Regions from separate parts of the Homo sapiens genome. Here region 1 is linked to region 2. A link is a loop called in an ENCODE intact Hi-C map of the cell type or tissue named here. Cell type or tissue: heart left ventricle. All regions are shown on one strand. Region 1 has its middle 21 kb from the start of ARK2N. Region 2 overlaps ARK2C (arkadia (RNF111) C-terminal like ring finger ubiquitin ligase 2C).

The links. Hi-C counts contacts between places; a loop is a spot of excess contacts. Peaks named below come from ENCODE experiments on the same cell type or tissue, not always from the same donor. Only the 100,000 strongest peaks of a DNase experiment are listed, where the experiment ranks them.
Region 1: it touches region 2 in a loop (4-fold over the local background); 2 of 110 quality-filtered maps call a loop at or near these places.

The regions. Positions count from the first base shown.
Region 1 is chr18:46,149,469-46,157,468 of GRCh38, forward strand. No RefSeq gene overlaps it. Among named protein-coding and RNA genes, the nearest start is that of ARK2N, 21 kb to the right of the region's middle. RefSeq lists a silencer at 6,417-6,623. In heart left ventricle, no CTCF peak of the experiment used is centred here; DNase peaks (open chromatin) are centred at 3,193 and 3,529.
Region 2 is chr18:46,408,764-46,416,763 of GRCh38, forward strand. All of the region lies in intron 1 of ARK2C (arkadia (RNF111) C-terminal like ring finger ubiquitin ligase 2C), which reads left to right. Among named protein-coding and RNA genes, the nearest start is that of ARK2C, 79 kb to the left of the region's middle. RefSeq lists enhancers at 3,000-3,950, 5,851-6,799. In heart left ventricle, no CTCF peak of the experiment used is centred here; DNase peaks (open chromatin) are centred at 3,198 and 3,618; H3K27ac peaks cover 4,128 bases.

The sequences.
Region 1 (8,000 bases), 260 kb before region 2:
TCTCAAAAAAACAAACAAACAAAAACAAAACAAAAAACACACAAACAGAGGGTCTCCTAACCAAAGCAAATATTTCAGAGCATGTAAACTACACAGGAAGTCCTAGAGGGAGGGGCCAGGGACCCACAGTACTCACTGAAGAGAGTCCCTCAATGAGCTTATTTTATTTTATTTTGTTTTTTATTTTATGAGACAAGGTCTCACTCTTTTATCCAGGCTAGAGTGTGTGATCATGGCTCACTGCAGCCCAGGCTCAAGAGATCCTCCCACCTCAGCCTCCTGAGTAGCTGGGATTATAGGTTATTGCCACCATGCCCGGCTACTTTTTGTATTTTTTGCAGAAATGGGGTTTCGTCATGTTCCCCAGGCTGGTCTCAAATTCCTGGGCTCAAGCGATCCACCCTCCTTGACCTCTCACAGCACCCGGCCCTAAATGAGCATTTATTGAGCAATATCTATTCAACAACAAGTTCTGTACTTGGGCTAGAGAGAAATAGACTTGCTCTGGTGCAAAGAGAAGACTCACTTACACAACATAATGAGAAAGCAAATGAAAGACAATCCTGAGCCAAGCAGTGTCTAGCCAGGATGCCCCTTCCCTCCATTCCCAGGGAAGCACACTGAGAGGCACCCAGGATGCCAGTTGTTTAGACACAGCATGCAGCCTTCAGGGAGTGTTGCCGGCTTGGGAATGCTGCCAGAAGCCCCCAGCCCTTCTCCTTCCTCTACCTAGCCTGGTGTGTGGGATCTATTTCCAGTCTTTGGTGTTTGTGTTTGTTTTGTGTTTTTTACTTATTTATGTATTTATTTTGCTTATCAGAAGTGTTTTATCAAAGGCCTACATTTCCTCCCCAGTCTGAGGCTTGAGCAGCTTTGTCAAAATTAAGCAAGAGAGATTTTCAGGCTCTACCCAGCCTCCTCCCACCTCCACATCAATGAATGCAGAGCCTTATTCTGACTTGAATGAGAATAAGTGAAGGGAAGGATATATAGGAAGGAAAATGGTTTAAAAATCGCAAAAATGGCCGGGCTCGGTGGCTCACACCTGTAATCCCAGCACTTTGGGAGGCCAAGGCAGGCAGATCACGAGGTCAAGAGTTCAAGACCAGCCTGACTAATATGGTGAAACCCCGTCTCTACTAAAAATACAAAAATTAGCTGAGCGTGGTGCAAGCCTGTAGTCCCAGCTACTCAGGAGGCTGAGGCAAGAGAATCGCTTGAACCCTTGAGGCAGAGGTTGCAGTGAGCCAAGATTGTGCCATTGCACTCCAGCCTGGGTTACAGAGCAAGACTCCATCTCAAAAATAAAATAAAATAAAAAATCTCAAAAACCTGCTTCTCCCACAGGGCTGTGAGAATGCACATCCTTAGCCCAAATCTGGCATATGGTCAGAACTCAATGAGTGTCAATTATGGGCTCACAATCCCTTACTGGAATTTCCAAAGCCCCCAAAGCTCTAAAACCCAAAGGTTTTTCATAATTCATTTGACAAAACCTGATCTGACCTGAATTCATTTGGCAGCAGAACCTCACCTGAACCCCCATTTTGGTCTACTGCAGAACTCTAAGGCGTGTGACTCCTGGGTGTTCCTCCAGGCGCTGCTTGGGGGTATTATGTTTATGGTATAAGCACCTGATTACCTATCTGAAATCTGGAACATTCTGAATTCTGAAATGTAACTGGCCCCAGGGACCTGTTTCTATAAGAAACCTAGGTTCTAGATGTTGTTTCTGCTGTTACCTAGCTGTGTGACATTAGATGTGGTAGACAGACCCTAGAATGGCCCTAAAATTTCCCATCTGCTACTTTTCATGTTATTTATTTATTTATTTATTTTTGAGGTGGAGCCTAGCCATGTCGCCCAGGCTGGAGTGCAGTGGTGTGATTTCAGCTCACTGCCACCTCCACCTCCCGAGTTCAAGCAATTCTCCTGCCTCAGCCTCCCGAGTAGCTGGGATTACAGGTGTGCACCACCACGCCCAGCTAATTTTTGTATTTTTAGTAGAGACAGGGTTTCACTGTGTTGACCAGGCTGGTCTCGAACTCCTGACCTCGTGATCCACCCACCTCGGCCTCCCAAAGTGCTGGAATTACAAGCGTGAGCCACCACACCTGGCCTATTTATTTATTTTTCAAGACAGAGTCTTGCTCTGTCGCCCAGGCTGGAGTGCAGTGGTGCAATCTCAGCTCACTGCAACCTCCACCTCCCAGGTTCAAGCAATCCTCCTGCCTCAGTCTCCCAAGTAGCTGGGATATAATCCCCTCCCTTGGAATGTGGGTGGGACACATTCAAATTTTGTGTGACTTGATTCTCACAAACAGAATATGGCAAAGGTAAAGAAATTTTGAAGATGTAATTAGGGTCTCAAATCTGTTGATTTCATTTCATCAAAAGGGAGATCATCTGGGTGAGCCTGACTCAATCAGTTAAAAGCCTTAAAAGGCTTTTAAGGACTGGCCCCTCCCTGAGGTTAGAGACTCTCTCTCAGTTATTGGCTTTGAAGAAACTGACCTGCTATGAGAAGACCTATGGAAAGAGCCACTTGGCAAGGAAGAGGGGGCAGCATTTAGTTGCGAGAACATTCGGCTGACCACCAGCAAGAAAATGGGTACTTCGGTCCTACAGCTGCAAGAAGATGGATTCTGCCAACAGCCTGAGGGAGCCTGGAAGCAGGTCTTTCCCTGCTTGAGCCTCTGATGAGACTCCAGCCCCAGCTGACACCTTGATTTCAGCCTGGGGAAACCATGGAGCAGAGGAGGCAGCTAAGCTGAGCTCAGGTTCCTGACCCATAGAAATGACGCTAAGTATGTGCTATTTTAATCTGCTATATGACAATCATTTTTAGATGATTTGTGGGCAACACAGAAAGCCAGTACATTAGGGAAGTCTCTTAACCTCCCTGGGTCCCAGTTGTGCATCTGTAAATTAGGGAAATGGTTGAACCGGGTCACACCTAGGAGCCTCTCAGGCTCTAGCTTTTGGAGACTCTGTATGGGCAGATGCTGAGTGCTGCACCGTTGTGAGAAGGAAGAATCGTTCTCTAATGGGTGAGCAGGCTAGTGCTCTCATGTGGGGGGCTGTGGGTGCCAAGGAGGTGTGTCGTTGAGGTGGCTGCTGCAAAATGCAGACAGCTGAGGACTCACCCTGAGTCCTTGATGACCCATCTGCCAGCAGGCTAGACGCTGACCACAACTGGCACCACGCCTGGCTGCAGAGGCGATCAGCTTTCAAGAGCAGGAAAAACAAATGTCCTCTTTCCCCTGCTCTGTAAGGGACGTGCAACCATGCTGGGCATCCATCCCCACCTCTGTTAATTTACTGGGGGGCAAAGGGTCCACTCTGCAATCTTCCTCCCATGATACCTAAAACTCTTGGGCTTGTGACCTCTAGGACTGCCCTGGGGAGCTCCTGGGAAGCTGAGTCAGGGAGGGCATCAGGTTTCCTGCTAGCTCTTGGCACACTTCTGAAGTAGGTGAGCTTGTGCTTCTGTGCTGTCCCACCCAGCCGGTCTGCCAGGTCTCTCTGCTTCCCACACCCGCTGCCGCCTGCCCCAGGGGCCCGGACCACCAACACACCCCAGAGGTGGGGCACCCACTGTCTGCCTTCCCTCCCCCAATACTCCCTCACACACAGCTGACACGCTCATCTGACTGGCTAAAGGGATTGTCCCTTATTAAATTCCTTGGGGGATGATCTCATTAAGCCTTGTTATGGGTCACTTCTATTTCAGGGAGAATAAATTTGCTGCAATCTATGGGCAGCTAGTTAATTGAAACCTGAGGAAGGGGCTGGGGGAGGGGAGGGCACGGGTGAGGGGGTGGAGCGAGCCTGAAAGTGTGGGAAGTGCCTGGCCTGGTGAGAGCTGAGAGCTGGCTGGGAGGAGGCTGAAGGTGCACATGAGGGTAGCCGATAAGGAGGAGGCCACAGGCAGTGGAGGGAGAGGGGAGACAAAAGCAGGTGTCAGCTGCAGCCTGATGCAGGGAGATAGCCTCCTAACTGCCTCCCAGGCCTCTGTGCTCAGCCCTGCCCCAACATATGAGTCCAGGCCAGCACAAAGTGATAAGCACCTAGGCCAGGATGTAGCAACAGAGATGGAAAAGAAGGAGATATGAGAGAACTTGGAAACAAATTTGATACAGGGATGAAGGAGAGGAGAGGAAAAAACCCAAGATGACCTTTAAAGATGCTTGGAGAATGGGGAGAGGCGCCAGCCGGAGCACAAGCCCAACACAGGCCTCTGAGCAATGCCAAGTTTACTGCTCTGCTGTTTAAAGAATCCTTCTTCACCCATTTCCGAAAAAATGTTTCCTATCTCCGGTTTTCTGGCTCTTCAGCCATTCATCTATTCATGCAAGCATTCATTCGGTTCGTCAGAATGGAGACCTTACGTAGCACTCTATCAGCCCCTCTGCTGAATACCGGCAATGCAAATATAGACAAATAGATTTTATAGGCTAAGCGTCGTGAGTCCACCCAGAGCAGTTAGCCACTCCCAGGAGCTCTTTTCCTTCCATTCCCTCTTTTCCAACAGTTGTGTTGATTTTCAGGATAGCTGCTGCAGAGAAGAGAATTCAAAGATGGAGGAAGGTTTTGTGTTGGGGATCTAAAGCCAAAGGAACTTGTGACTTTTGGTCATGCTGAGAGACAGGTGACCACTAATTGTGTAGCCCTTGGCTGGTCTCTGTCTTTTTGAGACTGAGTTTCGCTCTTGTTGCCCAGGCTGGAGTGCAGTGGCACGATCTCGGCTTACTGCAACCTCTGCCTCCCAGTTTCAAGCAATTCTCCTGCCTCAGCCTCCCAAGTAGCTGGGACTACCGGCATCCATCACCATGTTGGCCAGGCTGGTCTCGAGTTCCTGACCTCAGGTGATCCACCTTGCCTGGTCTCTTAATGCTCTTAGCCTGAATTTTATCATCTGTAAAAGGAGAAATAGGCTTAGATGATTTTAGAAAACTCTTCTACTTTGTATCTATGTTCTTGTTTTATGGATGTGAAAGTACTCTGAAAAGTTTGATTTCTACGCAGATGTGAGGTAGTTCTTTATTTCAGAAAGCAATAACAATGCGAGTGCCCACAGGGTGGATATGGGTTGTGAAATGGAAACTCCATCCCCTACTTCTTGCTTCCCTGTGGAGGGGTCTCTATTGGAGCCACATTCCTGGAGTCTCTCTGGCCTGACTCTCCCGGCAAGAAGAATGGTTCCCATCCGGTAATATTTTCTCCACCCAATATTTTACCTGAAATGTCACCAGGAAATATTAATCCCCATGGATCTCATGTCAGCTGCCCTCCTTTATATTTCAAGACCATGGTGGGAGGTAGAGCATGAAACCAGATCACCTTCTGGTGTGAAGATTTCAAGGGAGAAGTTGAGGTGGGAAGCCTCACCAGGTATTCTCTTTAGGACTTGCCTGAGAGTAGATTCTGGGCTGCTCAGACAGGGCAGCGCTCCTGTGACTGGTTGAATAGTCTGTCTACATTTGCTGTGACAGGAATGGGATAGGAAGTTCATGGAGGCTGCTCATTTGCACCGTGTCCCCCAATCCAGCTTTGATCTGCCATAAAGTTGACATTTAAGTGTTCGCCTGTTTCCTGCATCTTATTTTTTAGTTGCTTCCAAACTTGAGGAGAGAAAGAGAAAGGGTTATTTATTACACAGGCCCCAACCCTAGCAAGAGAAAAAAAAAAAATCACAGTCCACGTTATAAGTCTTCCTTGGGATTTTGTTCTTTTTTTCTTTTTTCGAGACAGGGTCTCACTCCGTCATCCACACTGGAGTGCAGCTATATGATCTGGGCTCACTGCAGCCTCCACCTCCCAGATTCAAGCGATTCTCCCACTTCAGCCTCCCGAGTATCTGGGATTACAGGTGCCCGCCACCATGCCCAGCTAATTTTTAGTATTTTTAGTACGGATGGGGTTTTGCAATGTTGGCCAGGTTGGTCTCGAACTCCTGACCTCAAGTGATCCACCTGCCTTGGCCTCCCAAAGTGCTGGGATTACAGGAGTGTGCCACCACACCCGGCTAATTTTTGTATTTTTAGTGGAGACAGGGTTTCACCATGTTGGCCAGGCTTGTCTCAAAGGAGATTTTTTTCTTTTTTCTAAATTCCTCCCTTACCCTTGCCTTCTCCACATCCAAATGAGTATCAGCCTCTGGGCACTCATTCCCAAAATGACCTAGTCCTTTCATTCCACTGTGACATCTTTCCAGAATGCTTTTCCTCTTCTCTATGAGGCAAAATTCTTGTCATTCTTAGAGTCATGGCTCAGAGTTCTCCCCCTCAGTGAGTCAATCCTTCTCAAGGAGCTCAGGCTGAGTTTGCAGCTTCCTTGTCTCAGTTTCTAGGACTCTATTCTATTATGCTATCACTAGTCCTAATGGGAGGCGACCTCATGCCCGTCTTACCCAATAGAGCAGACTAGGTTGAGTGCTGTACCTGGAAGTTCCTCTGGCCACATCTATGTCTTCTTAGAACTATTGTGTCTGGGGTTTCCTGGGTGGGGAAGGCAAATGAAACCTCAGCAATGACTGGTATGAATTCTCCTGCCAGGTGGGGGCCTTAAAGTAGAAATCAAATTGATTTCTAGGAAATGAAGAAAGTGATGTTTCTTGCATACTTGAGTTGGAGGGCTAGAGTATTATTCACTGCAAATAAATTCTGACCTTGTTTTTTCATGAAATGTTGCTCTCCTTCTCACTCTTCCACCCTAGAAATTTTGTCAAGGCTTGAATCAGTCCAGAATTTACTCTATTGTTCCCTTACCTGTTGCTTGGAATGTGACCGTTTGGGGAGTGTGTTTTGTTTTGTTTTGTTCTGAGACAGAGTCTTGCTCTGTTGCCCAGGCTGCAGTGCAGTTGTGCGATCTTGGCTCACTGCAACTCTGCTTCCTGGGTTCAAGCGATTTCCTGCTAATTTTGTTTTTTTTTATTTTTAGTAGAAAAAGCATTTCACCATATTGGCTAGGCTGGTCTTGGACTCCTGACCTCAAGTAAACTGGCTGGCCTTGGCCTCCCAAAGTGCTAGGATTACAGGCATGAGCCACCACACCTGGCCTGGGGAGTGTTTTACCATTCCTGAGACTAGATGGTGACAGGTTCTTACAACAGCCTGAGCAAAGCCTGACACAGAGGGGGAACCCCTTCAGTGGATGGGTCCTTCCTGCCACAGACTAAATGTAAATAAAGTCCTTCTGCTGTGTCTTCAGTGAGGATGGAGAACAGAGGGCTGCTCAAGGTCAAGTTGTATACTTGGAGGCTGGAGAAGAAGCCCCACACAGAGAAAGCCCAGGTGAGCTGAGCAGGACAGGAAGGATCCTCCGAGACCTGCAGATCATGCCACCAACCAGCACCAGGCCTACATCCAAGGAGCGCAGGGTATCCAGGAAGAACATCAGGCCGTACTCTCTCTCAGGCTAGACCAGTCACTTCTATTCCAAAGAAGACTTCTCAGGGCTGGAAGCATCCCCTCCCCTCTGTAGTCCCTCTCTTGTGCTTGCTGCCCTCCTTGACCTTGGTTCCCTTGGTTTCCAGTGAGCCAAGTGGAGGTGTACTCTCCCACCTCGTCATGTGCAGCCTGCCTGGGAACACAGTGTCTCCAAGGCTGACTGAGGAGAACAGAACTTGAGGAGAAAAACAGCAGCACAGAGAAGGAAAAACAGAGTGGGGCCTGGGGAGAAAGGAGAGCTCTCAGCTGGGGTTTCCCACAGAAGCAGAGTCTCAGACAAGAGCTTGCACACAGGTCATTAATTTTGGGAATTACCCCAGAACAGGAGTGAGGAACTGGAGAGAGTGACCCAAGGAAGGAGGGAGAGCCATTCCAATGTGTGCTGCCTTATCAAGCTCATCTCCAGGGAGGCCGCCTGGGCGTGGTCCACCTGTTTGCCCCTAAAGAGAACCAAAGAACGAGCTTCAAAATTGTTCGTCTGAGGGAAATAATAGAGGATGTTTATCCACCAGTTCTGGCCCCCTCGGGTCAAGGTTGCCCCATAGGATG
Region 2 (8,000 bases):
TGTGGTCTTATCTTGGAACAGATGGTTGTGAATGAGCTGGTGTCAAAAGACTTTGAGCTTAGATAGTCTGTGATGAGCCTTCATCCCAGTGGTACTGTTATCTGTTTTCTGAGTCATCACACAGGACTTTCTGCAAGTTGTGGCTTTTGTTCCAAGTCTCAGTTCCCTGTTCATTGCCTAGCTGCCCGCAGGACCATCTTCTATTTAAAGTTTGTCCTTGGGAAAGTTACTTGACCTCTCTGAGCCTTGGTCACTCAGTGGTTAAGTGGAGATAATAACGGTAGCTACACCATGGAGTTCTGAGGATTAAATGAGTTAATATATGTGGAGCACCTAACAGTGCCTGGCATACAGGGGGTGCAATAGAAATGTCAGCCATTATTACAACTGCAGGCCTTCAAGATCAGGAAAAGAATGTTGATGCCTCAAAAGAAAGGATAGTCTGCAAGTTTATTTTCCACTTCAAAGGAGAAAAAAGGGGAACAGCAATATGAGATACCTTTGCCAGGACAGACACTGTCCTGGGAGCAGCCATCATGATCTAGAACAAACAAGTCCGGTGAGATTGACGTGATCTTCTGAGAAAGAGGGAAGGAATGAGCTCAAGGGATCCTTTGAGGTTTGGCCCATCTGCAGGTAAACGGTGGTGGTGATGCACTCTTCGTTAGTTTAGCCGAGGACAGGGCAGGAGGAAATGAAGTGAAGAAATGACACTGAGAATCTGGATTTGACAGTAGAAGAGACGTCTGACTCTGAGCTGCTGAGTATTAGGATTGGGGGAAGCTAAGAGGCTGTGGGCTCCTGGCCACATCTAACCAGAGTGGAAGTTGTGGTGCAGAGGAGGGACCTCTGGTCTGGGGGTCAGGCAGTCTCAGTCCTGGTATTGAACTTGCCTCTGAGTAGCAGGGGCATGGCTTTCTGCCACTCAGTCCTCACTCTGGGTCTTAGGCTCCCCTTTTGTAAAAGGGAGGATTCAGGATAGATGGGCCCTTCAGGCGTCTTGCTTTCTTGGCTTCAAGGCATCCTGGAGATTACTGTCATTCTTTCTCATAACTGCACAATATTCCCCAATAATGCATGTTCTCCTATTGATGGACATTTCGTTGTTTCCAGTCTTTTGTACTTACCAGCCATAGAGCACATTTTGTTTGTGTATCTGCATGGAGTTATATGCATTTTGTCTTTAAGATGCCAAGTGGAATTGCAGTAGACAGGATTTGAGCATTTGTGATTTTCATGATCTTGCCAAATCACTCTCCTTAGAGGTTGCACCAAATTATAATCTTACTGCCAACTGTGGGCCCTGCTGTTTTACTTATGTGGTGAGGAGTAGTGGGTGGGAGGTCTTGGTGATCAAGCGATCAATACATCTTCCACTTCTAAGGTCACATGACCTCAGGGCCCTGCTCTGGTCAGATCCCATTTCTTAAGGCCCCAAATGCTTAGCCAAGCTTGGCTTCTTGCACCTCAGCTCTGCTGCTTCCTCTCACCTTGGCTTTTCTGCTTTCCAGCTATCCCTAATAAGAGAGAGAGAAAGCTAGAGACAGAGAATGTGTTCCAGGTGCTCAATGTCTTACTGGTGCTGTGCCTGCAACTATCATCATTCCAGCTTCTGTGTACACACACCTGGCTTCCCACAGTTAAGGTGGAGGAGGAGGCAGCCAGCCAGCTGTGTGAAGGACTGAACCCGTTAGGCTGTGAGACTGAGGGGCAAACTCACCATCCAGGGTTGCACTGACAGCCTCAGCTGAAGGCTCACCCTTAACAAGCTGAACAAGCCTTCTGACAATTGCTGTCAATTTCGTCCCAGGAAGATGCTGGCAGGACCTAGATCTTGGTTATGACCTGGAGCCATGCCCAGAAACACTCAAATCTATCACCAATAATTGTCCATGGGCCTGGCTGAAGGGGAGCCTCCCTGACAAACAAACAAGTGGAAATCTGTCACAAAGGAAGCAAACACACCCCATGACCAGGAGGGCCACTCATTCCTCTTGTTCTCATTGGTTTGGCTGCTGCATGGTAAACTCACTTTAAGCATCGTTTCTTCAATTGTCCAGGCTCATGAAAGTGGTCAGCAAGTCCTCCTTAAACTCTACACATGCCTTTGTAATGTTTACGGGAGGCCCTGCCTCACCCCCAATTATTTATTCATCAGACATCTCCTGGGCACCAGTGTGTGTCAGGTGCTGGCTGTGCATGGGTGGCAGATGCCCAAGGCTCTGTCTCCACTCTGGGGAAGTTGCTGAGATGAGCCTCCCAAAGTGAAAAGTGACAGGTGTCATAGACAAGGCAGGTAAGACACGCCTGATGGATTCAGGCACCCCTTAATGACAGCTCTTTTTGTTGGCATTCCCTTAGCACCTGATAATTTTGAGAGTTGAATGAAGGGAGAGAGCCAGGGTAGAAAGGAAACGACAGCCCCTTGGGGAAGGCAGTGTGAGGCATTGCAGGAGAGAGCTTAGCTCTTGGCATTTGCTGGTTTAATAGGGTCACTGGCAAGTAGCTTTGGGTTGGGTGAGTTTGCTGAAAGATAATTATGGTGGCATTGGCTGGAGAAAGGAAAGAGATTTCCTAGAGGCCTCTGTACTTGGCCTTTGCAGATGAGCTGACACTATGTGACTATCCTGAATAGGACGTATGCTCTGAGTCAGCTGATTAATTTTCACTCTTGCAGTTGAGCAAGGATTTGCATGGAGCCATTTGCATTTTCTCACCAAGTCCCCTTTGCTATCGATTGATTCATTTCAACATACATTTGGTAAGTTCCTACTATGTGCCAGCAGTGAGCTGGACAGCTGAGGTTCTGCCTCACGGAGTTGATATTCTATATGTGTACTAGTTTCCTGTCCCCAGCTGTGACGAGAGCCCATCCCAGGGAGGGGCACTTGGATCTTAGTTGGGGACCTTGAAAAAGTCTTCATGTTCCAAAGGGGTGAGGCCCTACTGAAGGAATCTCAGATATGGGTCAGATACTTGGGGCTGCTCACCCAATGTGAACAAAAGGGGGACTCCAGCAAGCCAGATTCAGTCAAGTAGCTGGACATGCAGGAATCACAGCCTGGGGCTGAGCCGTGTATGTGTGATCTTTACACCTCCCTGGTCCCTTTCTCCTGAACCTGTGGATGCCCAGTGAGAGGAGGAAGGGCAGGGGCACCATGGAGCCCAGCTCCCTGGAGTGGGGTCGATGATGCCAGGCTCCCTGGGCTAAAAGCCTCTTGTCAGCAGAGTAATTGGATCTGACTTGCAGCAGGCAGGGAGCAGAGGTATTCGAGTCAGTTGGTGCTATTTTTAAATGCCCTCTCTTCCCCAAGTGCAGATCTCAGCTCAGCGGGAGACAACGGCTCATCTCACAGCCCTGGGAATCAAAGCACAGCCCCCTCCCCTCAAGGTTTAAGTCCTTCCAACCCCATTCTTCAAAATCAGATCTCAAATTGGGCAACTGCCCACAAATCCTGCCATGATCATATGTCCCAGTTTGGGGAAGGATGGACTCCTGGGGCCATGGGGTCAAGGGCTGGTTTGGGCTGGTTGCCCAGTTGGCCAGAAGCAGACCCACAGCCTTGGTTTCTTGGTTGCCTGGCAGCCCCAGAGGGTTACCACTAAGCCTGCAGGCAAACATGTCCCTGCCAGTCTGCTGCTGTCTTGACCCTTGGTAGCAGCTCACAGCTGCCTGTCAGGCTCTGAAAACAGAGCAGAAAGCAGCCACCCTCCTGCCAAATGTCCTGCTAGGAGATGAGCCTCATACTGAGTGCAGCCCAGGGTAGTGGGAGGAGATCAGGGAGGCCGATGTCCAGTCATGTGCTGATGAGGCTGCCTGGTTGGTCAGTTTCTTCTCACTTGTCACACCTCCTCTCTCCTCCCTACTCCAGTAGCTGGCTGTTAAATGCTCTCCCTCCAGAGGATGTGGTCAGGCCGGAAGGGAATTGCTGGTGGTCCTGACTACCCCCACCCCTCCCAACTCTTAGAAAATGACAAGGCCGCCTCGGGCAGGTACGGAGATGCTGCTAACAGCCAACGCGGAGTGACCACGTTTCATGCTTCAGATGGCACACCTGTGGGCCAGGGGCCACCATATCTTGTTATAGATAAGGACCGAGGCCCAAAGGGGAGCCCTTTGGTCAAGGTCACTAGCAGATCCTCCCTCTCTCCCTGACTAGGACCCTCAAAATCCCCCAGAATTCCTGAGGCCTTTGGATGCAAAGAATGAGGGATGCTTGCACGTCAAACAACACAGCCCCCTCTCCGAGAAGCTGGAGGAGTTCCAGGAGTCTTCCCGCCTTAGCCGGGGGATGGGGGAGCTCAACTCTGTGGCACTCTGTTCAAGTTTGTTGCTTTGGGTGACAGATCTTGAACTCGGTTTTGAAAATTGTTTGGTTAAAACATTGCAAGCTGGGAACCCTGCCAGGTCCTCTTCTCTCTCGAGTGGAATTAGAATAAGGCAGCCTGCCCCGACCCGTTCCAAGGGTACTGATCCTCAAGTTTTATAAAGCAGCGTCGCTCAAGCCCAGCCCTATCCAGAAGTGGACCATGTGGTGACGTCCCAGGGACCCTGGGAAGATGCTCCCATCCCCAAATCTATCTGCATTAGCCTGTCCCACCGTGCCCAAACCCACAGCCTTGTAGGGCTTTCCTTGAGCTTTATAGTCAGTTCTGAGTGGGATAGGTGAGCGCTCCCTGGGTTTGGAGTCCTACAGAGCTCTGCAGGCTCTGTGGAAACCACATCTGCCTTGTCTTATTAGCCCTGCGACCTGGACTACGGGATAGCAAGTTGTTTACTTTCTTTGAGTCTCAGTTTACTTATCTCTTACCTGGGGAGAGAAGGTGAGCTGACATTTGGGAAGAGGAGTGGGAGACAGTTATTTGAGGCCCTGGGAACCCAGGGCAAAGGGGTGGGAGATGAGAAAGGGCAGGAGAGCAGCGCTTTTTCCATTCTGCTCTACTCACATTTAAAAATCATTTTACTCTTAAAAACTGCTCTGTGTGTTTTAAAAAGCACATTACATATGCACGTGGTAAGAATTCCTATGGTGCAAAAGGATGTACATACAGAGAAAAACACTCCTCCCCCTGCCCCAGCTGCCCAGGTTCTCTCCTCATGGGGAGCCTTGTTGTTATGTCTCATGGATCCTTCCAGGAATCATCTGCATGTTTACTTTTCTGCACATACACTGTAATCTAAACCACATAATTTAATTCAAAGTCATGCAGCATGCTCGGGTTCCTCTCTTAGAAATGTTTGCTATAATGTCCTTAATACCAGGCCTCATTTGTGTAGGGTGCTCTACAATTTTCAAGGCACCATCCCCCAGCAGTTCTCATCTGAATCCACGGCCTTCTGGAGGTAGAGATGGCAATATCGTTATGCTCATTTTGCAGGTCAGGAAGCTGAGGCTCAGAGAGGCCAGGCTGCTTGCCTAAGGCCACATAGTGAGTGACTGATTAAGACGGGACCTGAACACAACCTGCCTGACTCTCTGGGCAGATGTGTCTTCTTCCTTAAGGGAAACTGCTTTAATCTCCCTATGCTGTGTTGGTAAACAGCAGATGTTTATAAAAAATCATTAGCCTTCCAAACCAGGGCTCTGTGTAGGTGCTGCTTACAGGCAGACCTGACTAACCCCAGCAGGCCATGGGGCAGGTTGTGGAGACTCAGACCACAGCTGCTCTCTGTGTGTGCACACACACACGTGCAGACATACATGTACACACACACACATCACAGGTGCCACAACATGCATGTACATGCACATATCCATGAATAGACATATACCTGCACATGAACACGTTCACACAAATCCCACAGACACATGCTCGCACATGCCCATATCCATACCTACACCATGCACACACACATGCTTATACATTCATGATCATGCCACGTACCACACAATACACACATACACAGATGCACGCTCACAGACACATGCACATACACACAGCCTTGAGACTCCAGAAGGGCAAACACAGCACGTGGAATCCTGGTCCTCAGGTCCTCCTTTGCCCCAGTGCGGAGGGCAGGTTGCAGAGGCCTCTGGGAAAGGCCATATGAGTGGCCGTGTTAGATTCATTGGGAGCCATTTCACCCCTAGGAAACATTTTCATTTTGTGTCATCACAGCCTTGTGAATGGGGAGCGTGCACTTCCACCCAGGGCTGCAGGAGGATGTGTGAGGGAGTAGGGGCTGAGCTAAGCCGCAGTCCTGCTGGGCCTTTATTCTCAGCTCATGGACACTCCATCGGCTTCAGATAACATCTGGAGCCAAAGCCCAGGAAATGGGCAGGGGAGGGAGCAGAAGCCAAGTCAGCCTGTGCGCTGCTGCAGTTTCAGGGCCTGGTGGAGTCCCTGTGTCAGTCCAGAGTGTCCCCTCCCCAGGCCTACATGACCTCTGCCAGAGTTTGACTGACACTCATCGAAATGTGAATACCCACGTGAGCCCCAAGGCAGTGACCTTACCAGTAAGTTGCTGAAGGAAGGCGAGGCACAGTGGTTCACACCTGTAATCCCAACACTTTGGGAGGCCGAGGTGGGCGGATCACGAGGTCAGGAGATGGAGACCACCCTGGCTAACACGGTGAAACCCCATCTCTACTAAAAATACAAAAAATTTTTTATATTTATAGGCAGTGGTGGGCGCCTATAGTCCCAGCTACTCGGGAGGCTGAGGCAGAAGAATGGCGTGGACCTGGGAGGTAGAGCTTGCAGTGAGCCGAGATCGTGCCACTGTACTCCAGCCTGGGCGACAGAACAAGGATCTGTCTCAAAAAAAATAAAAAAAATAAAAAAATAAATAAAAATAAAAAAGTTGCTGAAGGAGCCCCCTCCCTGGTGCACTAGGCCCTTTATTGAGAACGTGTTTTGGTGGTGCTGAGAGTGAAAGACGGGCTTGGAATCAAACAGGCTCCAGATTCCCAACCTGGGCCAAGTGATGCTGAGCAAGTCTTTCTAACCCTTGAGCCTCAGTTTCTTCATCTCTAAAATGGGAATAATGGGAATAATGCCCATAATTCATTGCACTGGATGGTTGTAGGGCTGAATTTGGGAAAAGCTTTGTGACAGGTAAAGTGATATGCTGATATGACTGGGATCATCACAGAGGGACTGAAGCAGAGTTCACGAGGGACCTGGAGTGCCAGGTGGGAGGAGAGGTAAGCAGGGAGGCAGAAAACAGTGCCTGAAGCCTTGAAAATGGAAACCAATTTGGACACCCAGTGCTGCACCAGCTGGCCACTCAGGGCTGGGGTTTGTCCTCAGCCTTCCTGACTTTGCTGCTGGCATTTTCATGGCTAATTAACATGTCATGGGGGTGGAGAGGAAGAAAAACTCAAAACAATTGATTTGTCTATTTGCCAGCACATCTGGGAAAAGGCTGGGTGTGGGAGGTCAAAATCAAGGCTAAAAATCAGTGCTTTGCATTCTCAAGGAAACACACGGATCTGCAGGAAAGCTCTAGGAAGTCAAAGCTCAACTATAAACTCTTGAGACAGCAGTGGGCATGGAGGGAGGAGGCATTTAAAGCTCTTCTGGCTTTGTGAGGAGAAGGGTGACACAGAAACCTGGCTCATGATAAGGAAGCCAATGAAGAAGTCATCATCCATCCTTCCCTCCCTCCATCCGTAAGCATCCGCCAAGCACCCAGATTGCATCCAGCCCTGTCCTGAGGGTGCTCTGGGTGTTGCATGGAGACAATACAGGGACTTTTCTCTTTAAGCATTCAGATTCACATTCAGAACATTGAGAGCACAACTCAAAATTGAGTCCCCACCTCAATAAACGACAACGCCATTTGTATCAGTTAGCTTTTTCTGTATAACAATCACTCCAAAATTTGGCCTTAAAACAACAACCTTTTATGCAGCTCACAAGTCAGTGGGTTGGTAATTTGGGTTGGGCTCAGCTGGGAAGTCCTTTTGGTCTTCTTGGGCTCACTCACATTGCTGCAGTCAGCTGGGACAGATGGGTCTAGGACAGTTTATTTGTATATCACATGGTCTGTCATT